3 separate regions of the Homo sapiens genome follow, and all the other regions are linked to region 1. A link is a contact called in ENCODE Hi-C or POLR2A ChIA-PET data. All regions are on one chromosome and are shown on one strand. Each heading gives the region's core, a stretch centred on a gene start or an enhancer-like site at or near the end of the contact. The rest is flanking DNA. Distances are from core to core; before and after follow the strand shown.

The links. A loop is a pair of places that touch in the nucleus more often than their neighbours do. ChIA-PET counts read pairs that join two places held with the same protein, here RNA polymerase II (POLR2A). Pooled maps may share reads with other maps.
Region 2: a loop to region 1 is called in a pooled map, with 2.2 times the contacts of the local background. The contact joins the enhancer-like site here to the promoter of C12orf43 in region 1. A Hi-C loop is called at or near these places in 1 of 168 maps with a recorded cell type or tissue (CD8-positive, alpha-beta T cell) and 6 of 50 pooled maps. POLR2A ChIA-PET finds 5 or more read pairs at or near these places in 2 of 52 experiments (activated CD4-positive, alpha-beta T cell and endothelial cell of umbilical vein).
Region 3: a loop to region 1 is called in a pooled map, with 2.6 times the contacts of the local background. The contact joins the enhancer-like site here to the promoter of C12orf43 in region 1. A Hi-C loop is called at or near these places in 3 of 37 single-sample maps with no recorded cell type and 3 of 50 pooled maps. POLR2A ChIA-PET finds 5 or more read pairs at or near these places in 1 of 52 experiments (Caco-2).

The regions. Positions count from the first base shown.
Region 1 is chr12:121,015,168-121,017,897 of GRCh38, forward strand. It overlaps C12orf43 (chromosome 12 open reading frame 43), which reads right to left and starts at 1,320. Exons shown (of 6, transcript NM_022895.3): 1 at 1,163-1,320. The coding sequence starts at 1,307. It also overlaps a transcript of OASL not described here. RefSeq lists enhancers at 499-1,014, 986-1,495 and a silencer at 1,223-1,416.
Region 2 is chr12:121,256,515-121,259,244 of GRCh38, forward strand. The region is part of intron 7 of CAMKK2 (calcium/calmodulin dependent protein kinase kinase 2); the gene reads right to left. Among named protein-coding and RNA genes, the nearest start is that of CAMKK2, 39 kb to the right of the region's middle. Within about 2 kb of position 1,345, at least 2 of the 41 ENCODE cell types and tissues checked have a DNase peak (open chromatin) inside an H3K27ac peak, as active enhancers do.
Region 3 is chr12:121,195,665-121,198,394 of GRCh38, forward strand. All of the region lies in intron 2 of LOC105370032 (a long non-coding RNA gene), which reads right to left. Among named protein-coding and RNA genes, the nearest start is that of P2RX4, 13 kb to the right of the region's middle. Within about 2 kb of position 1,392, at least 2 of the 41 ENCODE cell types and tissues checked have a DNase peak (open chromatin) inside an H3K27ac peak, as active enhancers do.

The DNA of each region.
Region 1 (2,730 bases), core at 70-2,569:
TAAGTACTTTGCTCAAGTTCCCACCGCTAATGAGATGGAAAGGCAGATCTGTAAATAGAACTTGCAGAGAAAACTGTGGTTATGGTACTAGGGGGTGAGAGGGGCAGACTATGGTCTGGAAGCTACCTACAGGAAGTGCAGTATGGCAGGAGGGAAGGAAGGGAGAGGAAGGCAATGGATCACCAAAGGGCTTGTAAGTCCTTTTAAACAAATCCAGCGGTTCTTAACCTTGCTTTGCCATAGCCTTCTCTAACAGCCTGGTGAAGCCCGGTTCTCTTCTCAGAGCAATGTTTTAAATGCATGAAATGCAACATACAGGATTACAAAGAAAACCAATGATACCGAAATTTAATTATCATGATAGTAAACAACCAAACTTGTGATGTATGTGCTTCTTACATCTTAGATATAGAGATGGGTCTAAAAATTAGAGTGGCACATTTTAAATCAGGGATGAGTGTAAATGACTTTTTTCCCCAATATCTTTTTATCAATAAAATGATATATTGATATCTGTATCTGCAAAGATTGTAATGAGATATGAAAATCTGTGACTTCTGTTGGGATAAAGTAACGGCATTGCCAGAACTACTGTGGCTTAGTGCTTGCAAGACGGAAAGAGATGCTAAAATTCAGTCAGAGATGAATAGAAAGCAAAGATGCAACATGTTTTCATTCCAAATTCAAGAACCCTTGGGTTCTATCCATGATTAGGCCCCTTGATGTTGCGGGGCTCTGTATTTATTCCCAGGGCACTAGGGAGTCACGGTCAGAGTGATGTGCTGGGCACTGCTCTTGGCAACAACCTCCAGGGTGGGAGAATGTGTTGGAGGTGGGGAAAGGCTGGGTGCGAGAATACCGGGAGGGGGCTGTTGCAGTTATCTCGAAGAGACGGCAGCCTTCCCAGTGTGGGGCAGTGAGGATAGACCCAAGGAGGCAGAATCAAAAGACATTTGGGTACCTCAGCTTCCCCGACTGGAATAATGAAATACCCTCCCTACTGCACCTGCCCATGCTTTCAATCTGCACTACACCCAGTCCCTGGAGGTCTCTCGGGGAAGGAAGCCGAGTCCCAGTGACTCTCTCCTCACCATCCATCCTCTCAGGCTCCAGGGGAAGATCCCACGCCCCTCAGCCAGTCTCCCCAAACATAGTACCCTACCGGCTCTTGGCTTCCCTGCCACGTGCGGGCGTTGCTCCAAGCCCCAAGCCGGCATTGCCGCCTCGCGGCACCGCTCCAGCTCCTCCGCATCGCTACTGCTGTTACTACTTTCCGAATCGCTCACTGTGCCACTGGGCGCCGCCATCTTGAACCACCGCAAAGGATTGTGGAGAACACCGCCGTTATCAAGCCTCCTTCATGACGTCACGTGAGAGGAGAGGCGCGAGGCATTGTGGGGATTGTAGTTCCAAGACTTGGACCGCCATTGGCCATGAACTGTACTGGGTTGGGGATACCAGGTGGGAATGGGGAGGTGGGCGGTTCTCAAAGGCAAGAGCTAGAAGGGCCTAAGAGATTAACTTCTCCAATCATTTCTTGATGACAGATCTCCAGAGGGGATGGGAATCTCCTAAGGAGTTAATGACAGACCCAGGATTAGTTCCCAGGTTTTGATTCCATGTCATTTATTCTAGTAATTTCCCAGTCCAGCTGGGCCTAAGAAACACCTTAGAGAGCTGGTTAAACTGCAGACTTTTGGGTCTCACAGAAAATACTAACAGAATCAGAATCTCTGATAGGTGGAATCCAGGAATCTGTATTTCCTTTAATAGCCTAGGGCCTTACTACTTAAGAGTGTAGTCCATGAGCCAGCAGCATTGGTAACACCTGGGAGCTCGTTAGAAATGCAGAATCCAGGCTGGGCACGGTGGCTCACGCCTGTAATCCCAACACTTTGGGGGGCTGAGGCAGGCAGATCACAAGGTCAGGAGTTCGAGACCAGCCTGGCCAACATAGTGAAACCCCATCTCTACTAAAAATACAAAAATTAGCTGGGCATGGTGGCACGCACCTGTAGTCCCAGCTACTCAGGAGGCTGAGGCAGGAAAATCACTTGAACCTGGGAGGTGGAGGTTGAGGTGAGCCAAGATCGTGCCACTGCACTCCAGCCTGGGCAACAGACTGAGACTCTGTCTCGAAAAAAAAAAAAGAGAAATGCAGAATCCTGTCCGGGCACGGTGGCTCACATCTGTAATCCCAACACTTTGTGAGGCCGAGGCGGGCAGATCATGAGGTCAGGAGTTCGAGACTAGCCTGACCAACATGGTGAAACCCCATCTCTACTAAAAATACAAAAATTAGCCAGGCAATACTGACTCCCAGGACCCATCCAAGACCAAAAAATTAGAATCTCTGTGGTTAAAATACCTCACAGTGAAGGATGAACAAAATCACTTTACTTTTGTGTGTGGAATGCTGTTTCATGTTTTATCTTTGAAGACAGGTATGTCAAAACTTTACTAAAATAAACTCTCTGGCCTTGAGCTTTTTCTATTTCAAAGAAGAGGAAGGTGACTGATATGGTCTGAATGTGTTCCTCCAAAATTCATATGTTAAAATTGACACCATAAAATAAATAACAGAGAGACTGACTCTCCAAAATAAAGCGTTTATTCCAGAATTGCAAGGAATTGCAATTTGAGATATGCATGCTATAGTGGACTATAGGCACATTAAAAGAGGTTGTGGCAACGAGAAAAGACAAAGTCCACATAAGCTTCTTTAAAACA
Region 2 (2,730 bases), core at 95-2,594, 240 kb after region 1:
TCAAAAGAAAACCTCATACCCATTAGCAGTCACTCCCTATTCTTCCCTCCCTCAATCCCCTGGCCACCACCAATCTGTTTCCTGTCTCTATAGATTTGCCTGTTCTGGACATTTCATATAAATGGAATTGTACACTATGTGGCCTTTTGTGTCTGGCTTCTTTCACTTAGCATCATTAGCACGTTTTTAAGGTTCATCCACACTGGTGCATGGATCAGTGCTTCATTCCCTTTAATGGCTGAATAATATTCCATTGTATGGATAGACCACATTTTCTTTGTCCATTCATCTGTTGAGGGGCATATGGACTGTTTCTACTCTTTGGCTGTTGGGAAGTGCTGCAATGAACGTTCGTGTACATGGATATGTTCATGTGTGGATATCTGTTTTTGGTTCTTTTGGGTATATACCTAGGAGTGGAATTTCTGGGTCACGTGGTATAGTTATTTAATTTGATTCTGCTATGACAAGCATAAATTGGAATACAAGGCTGTACTTTAGGAAGTTAAAAAAAAAAAGAGCACAGTCGATTTCAAAATCCAGTGGAGGATGACTCTGGGGTTGCTTGTTGTTCTGGAATCATACACCCACAATGAGATGAGCATGTAATAGAAACCAGAGGGGATACCCCATTTTCCATGATGGGATTATTATGCACTGCATGCCGGTATTAAAACATCTCATGTAACCTATGACTATATCCACCTACCATGTACCCACAAAAATTAAAAAAACTTTTTTTTTTTTTTTGAAATGGAGTCTTGCTCTGTTGCCCAGGCTGGAGTGCAGTGGCACGATCTTGGCTCACTGCAACCTCTGCCTCCTGGGTTCAAGCGATTCTTCTGCCTCAGCCTCCCGAGTAGCTGGGACTACAGGCACCTGCCACCACACCCGGCTAATTTTTTGTATTTTTAGTAAAGATGGGGTTTCACCGTATTGGTCAGGCTGGTCTCGAACTTCTGACATCAGGTGATCCACCCACCTCGGCCTCCCAAAGTGCTGGGGTTACAGGCAAAAAAATTTTTTAAAAATGAAACCAAAGGGTTGTTTCAAAGCTCTCCAAGGGCTGAGGTGGCCAAGGGGAACAGGGAAGCTACTCAGACAAAAAGAAGGCTTAAAGGTTCTGATCAGGAAAAGAACTGAACTCTCCCAGGCCTTCCCCATCTTCAGTTTCATCAACCAGTGTGAGTTAGGGCAGATTTGCTATTGCTTCAGGCTGTAGTTAAAAACAAAGGCAATGCTGCTAAGGTACAGCTTCTACAGACAACCCAGCGCTGGCCCCCTCAGCTCTGGCCTTTCCTGCCTTGGTTATTTAAGTCTTCACTTGCAAGCTTCATGAATTTCTGCACCATCCTCCCACCCACCCAAGCACCATAAATCAGGTGGCATGAGGGAGGGTGGCCTGTTGAAACAGGTCTATTTTCAGTCGCTAACAGTTCAACCACTTTTGGGGCTGAGCAGTGGGTGGGAATTTTTTAACCTCTAGAAATAGAGATCGAGTTTTCTACTTTTTTTTTTTTTTTTTTTTGAGACAAAGTCTAGCTCTGTCACCCAGACTGGAGTGCAATGGCACGATCTCGGTTCACTGCAACCTCCGCTTCCCAGGTTGAAGTGATTCTCCTGCTTCACCCTCCCAAGTAGCTGAGATTACAGGCATGTGCCACCACATCTGGCTAATTTTGTATTTTTAGCAGAAACATGGTTTCACCATGTTGGTTAGGTTGGTCTCGAACTCCTGACCTCAGGGGATCCACCTGCCTTGGCCTCCCAAAGTGCTGAGATTACAGGCATGAGCCACCACACCCAGCCCCCTCCTCCACCTTTTTTTGTTTTATTGAGACAGGGTCTTACTCTGTCGCCCAGGCTAGAGTGCAGTGGCACAATCATAGCTCACTGCAGCCTCAAACTCCTGGCCTCAAGCAATCCTCCCACCTCAGCCTCCCAAGTGCTGGGGTTACAGGCATGAGCCACCGCACCTGGACTGAGTTTTCTGCCCTTTGCATGTCAGGCCTGTAGCTGCAGACCCTTTCTGATACCTACTACCCGGCCTCATGCACTGCCCTGTCTGTCTCAGTCTCACACGGCTGTGGCTGGAAAGTAAAATATAACCGTGTCAGGATTTTCAAAACCACTGGAATCACATACCCCAAATTAGCATGGCTTTCTGCAACTGCCACCTCGAGTTGTGAAAAACTATCCCTGCAGCTGCCCAGCTCAAGCAGATCACGAAACTCTTCTTTGAGGCTTGGACCATGTTCTCTTTATTCTCATTCCACCCGTCAGCTCAAACCCCCCAATGGCTTCCATCACTCTCAGAGTCAAAGCCAATTTTTTTTTTTTTTTTTTTTGAGACAGTCTCACTTTGTTGCCCAGGCTGGAATGCAGTGGCGCCATCTTGGCTCACTGCAACCTCCGCCTCTCAGGTTCAAGTGATTCTCGTGCCTCAGCCTCCCGAGTAGCCAAGATTATAGGTGCACACCCCCATGCCCAGCTAATTTTTGTATTTTTAGTAGAGACGGGGTTTCGCTATGCTGCCCAGGCTGGTCTCAAACTCCTGAGCTCAGGTGATCCACCCGCTCGGACTCCCAAAGCGCTGGGATTACAGGGGTGAGCCACTGTGCCCGATCCAAGTTCTTTACAATGTTGTAAAATACCTTCTGCCACCTGGTCCCTGCTGTTCTGCCCAAATGTCACCTTGGTGAGACATTCCCTGGGGAGCCACTGTATTTC
Region 3 (2,730 bases), core at 142-2,641, 180 kb after region 1:
AAATTCATTTTCTTTTTTTTCTTTTTTTTTTTTTTTCATTTGAGACAGAGTCTCGCTCTGTCGCCAGGGCTGGAGTGCAGTGGTGCAATCTCGGCTCGCTGAAACCTCCACCTCCTGGGTTCAAGCAATTCTCCCTACCTCAGCCTCCCGAGTAGCTGGGATTACAGACGCCTGCCACCATGCCCGGCTAATTTTTGTATTTTTAGTAGAGACAGGGTTTCGCCATGTTGGCCAGGCTGGACTCGAACTCTTGACCTTAGGTGATCTGCCTGCCTCAGCTTCCCAAAGTGTTGGGATTATAAGCGTGAGCCACCACGCCAGCCAGAAATTAATTTTTAAGAGGTAGATTTTTAAAATATTTGGAAGCTGATTGAAATATTGTAAGAAATATTGCTAAATGACTCAATAGAACTGGATAATGAATGTAATATATGTCAAAATCGGTGGCACACAGCTAAAGCAGAACTTTATTTTCATATTTATATTATTTTTATTTTTATTTTTATTTTTATTTTATTTATTTATTTATTTTTGAGACGGAGTCTCACTCTGTTGCCCAGGCTGGAGTGCAGTGGCACGATCTTGGCTGACTGCAAGCTCCACCTCCCGGGTTCACACTATTTTTATTATTATTATTATTATTATTATTATTATCATTATTATTATTATTTGAGCTGTAGTCTCACTCTGTCGTGCAGACTGGAGTACAGTGGCGTGATCTTGGCTCACTGCAAACTCCGCCTACCAGGTTCAAGTGATTCTCCTGCCTCAGCCTCCCAAGTAACTGGGATTACAGGTGTGCACCACCACACGCAGATAATTTTTGTATTTTCGTAGAGATGGGGTTTCGCCATGTTGGCCAGTCTGTTCTCGAACTCCTGGCCTCAAGAAATCTGCCCTCCTCACCTCCCAAAGTGCTGGGACTACCGGCATGAGCCACTGCGCCCGGCCAAATGGCAGATTTTGTCCAAATGGAAGGCTAAGGCTGACCCTAAGGCTAACCCTAACCTTAGCCCTAATGCTAACCCTAATTGGGTTAGGGTAAAATGACTAAAGGCAAGAGATAAGCATTCTGGATATTTCTTAGGGCAGGAAAGAAGCAACTTTTATCCTCCACTGACCCAAAGAAATTGACTGTACTTTGTCCCCCACTTCCCACTCAATTTCCTACTTTGATGCCCATTCCCCCTCCCCTTGTCCATCCCAAGCTTCACTCTGGAGACAGTAGCTAAACCTGTGCTAGTTAAACTTGACCCAGATCTGTTAGAAAAGAAGGGGCTATTGCAAGAAGCAGGGCGGCTTCAAAGAAAGCCAAAAGAAACTAACTGTACTGAGTCACCCCACTTCCCTCTCAATTTCCTATTGCCCAGAGAATGGAACTCATGAGATAGAAAAACGAGAAAAAGGGAAGCAAGTGAAGAAAGGGATAGGGCGCTACTCTCCACAAACACTTCCTGTTGGCTGTGCTGACATCACTGCATGCCATGTATCTCATGATTCGGTGTGTAGCTCACACACCTAACGCCTTAGACAACAAGAGCGAAAATCCATCTCAAAAATAAATAAATAAATAAATAATTGGGGAAATCTCAACAGAACATTTTGTGATTCTTATGTGGACTTAAAGGTTATTCTTATCCACCTCTAAAACAACTGAAAATGCAAAATGTTATAACACGTTGATAGTTTTGGAGTCTGAGGAGTCCTGCTTTCCTTCCTTCCCTCTTAGCGACCAATTATTATCTCTTTATTTTATTTTATTTTTTTAGATGGAGTCTCGCTCTGTTGCCCAGGCTGCAGTGCAGCAGCACAATCTCGGCTCACTGCAACCTCCGCCTCCCGGGTTCAAGCAATTATCCTGCCTCAGCCTCCTGAGTAGCTGGGATTACAGGCACCCACCACCATTCCCAGCTAATTTTTGTATTTTTAGTAGAGACAGGGTTTCACCATGTTGGTCAGGCTGGTCTCGAACTCCTGACCTCGTGATCTGCCCACCTCAGCCTCCCAAAGTTCTGGGATTACAGGCATGAGCCACCCTGCCTGGCTATCTTTTTTTAAATTATTTTTTAGAGACATAGTCTCACCATGTTGCCCAGACTGGCTTTGAACTCCTGGGCTCAAGCCTCCTGAGTAGCTGGGACTATAGGCTATGAACTATTATCTTATGGAGGATAAAGGGAGGCATAATGAACCAGAAAAATTTGCAAGGAGACCTCCAGAATGTTTTATCAGAAACAAATGAGTTTGAGCTTTTACTCAACTGTAAAATGGGATTCTGAGTATCACTCACGTGAAGGTGGTTTTCAAAAGATAAAATGCTGTTCAGAGCCAAAGAAACGTGCATTCTTGTTGTGTCAGATTTAGATCTGCTGGAGAATGCTTATTTAGCTAATAATCCAGTAATTGTTGAGGGATGGGAAAGACTCAACACTGTGTGTTTCAGAAAACCTGTCTTCACCAGAGAAAAAAGCAGATGGGTCTTCACAACGAGACAAGTTATATAAAAGGCACACTTTGTTATTTTGTTTTGATTCAAACTTTCAGGTAAGCTTGAAGGTGTCTGATACAAGATCACAAGAAATGTAGTTTTCTATTTTTTTTCACACTTTAAAAAAAAATTCCCCACGGTTTTTGTTTTGTTTTGTTTTTGAGACACAGTCTCACTCTGTCACCCACAGCAAGTGCAGTAGCGCGATCTCGGCTCACTGAAACCTCTGTCTCCCGGGTTCA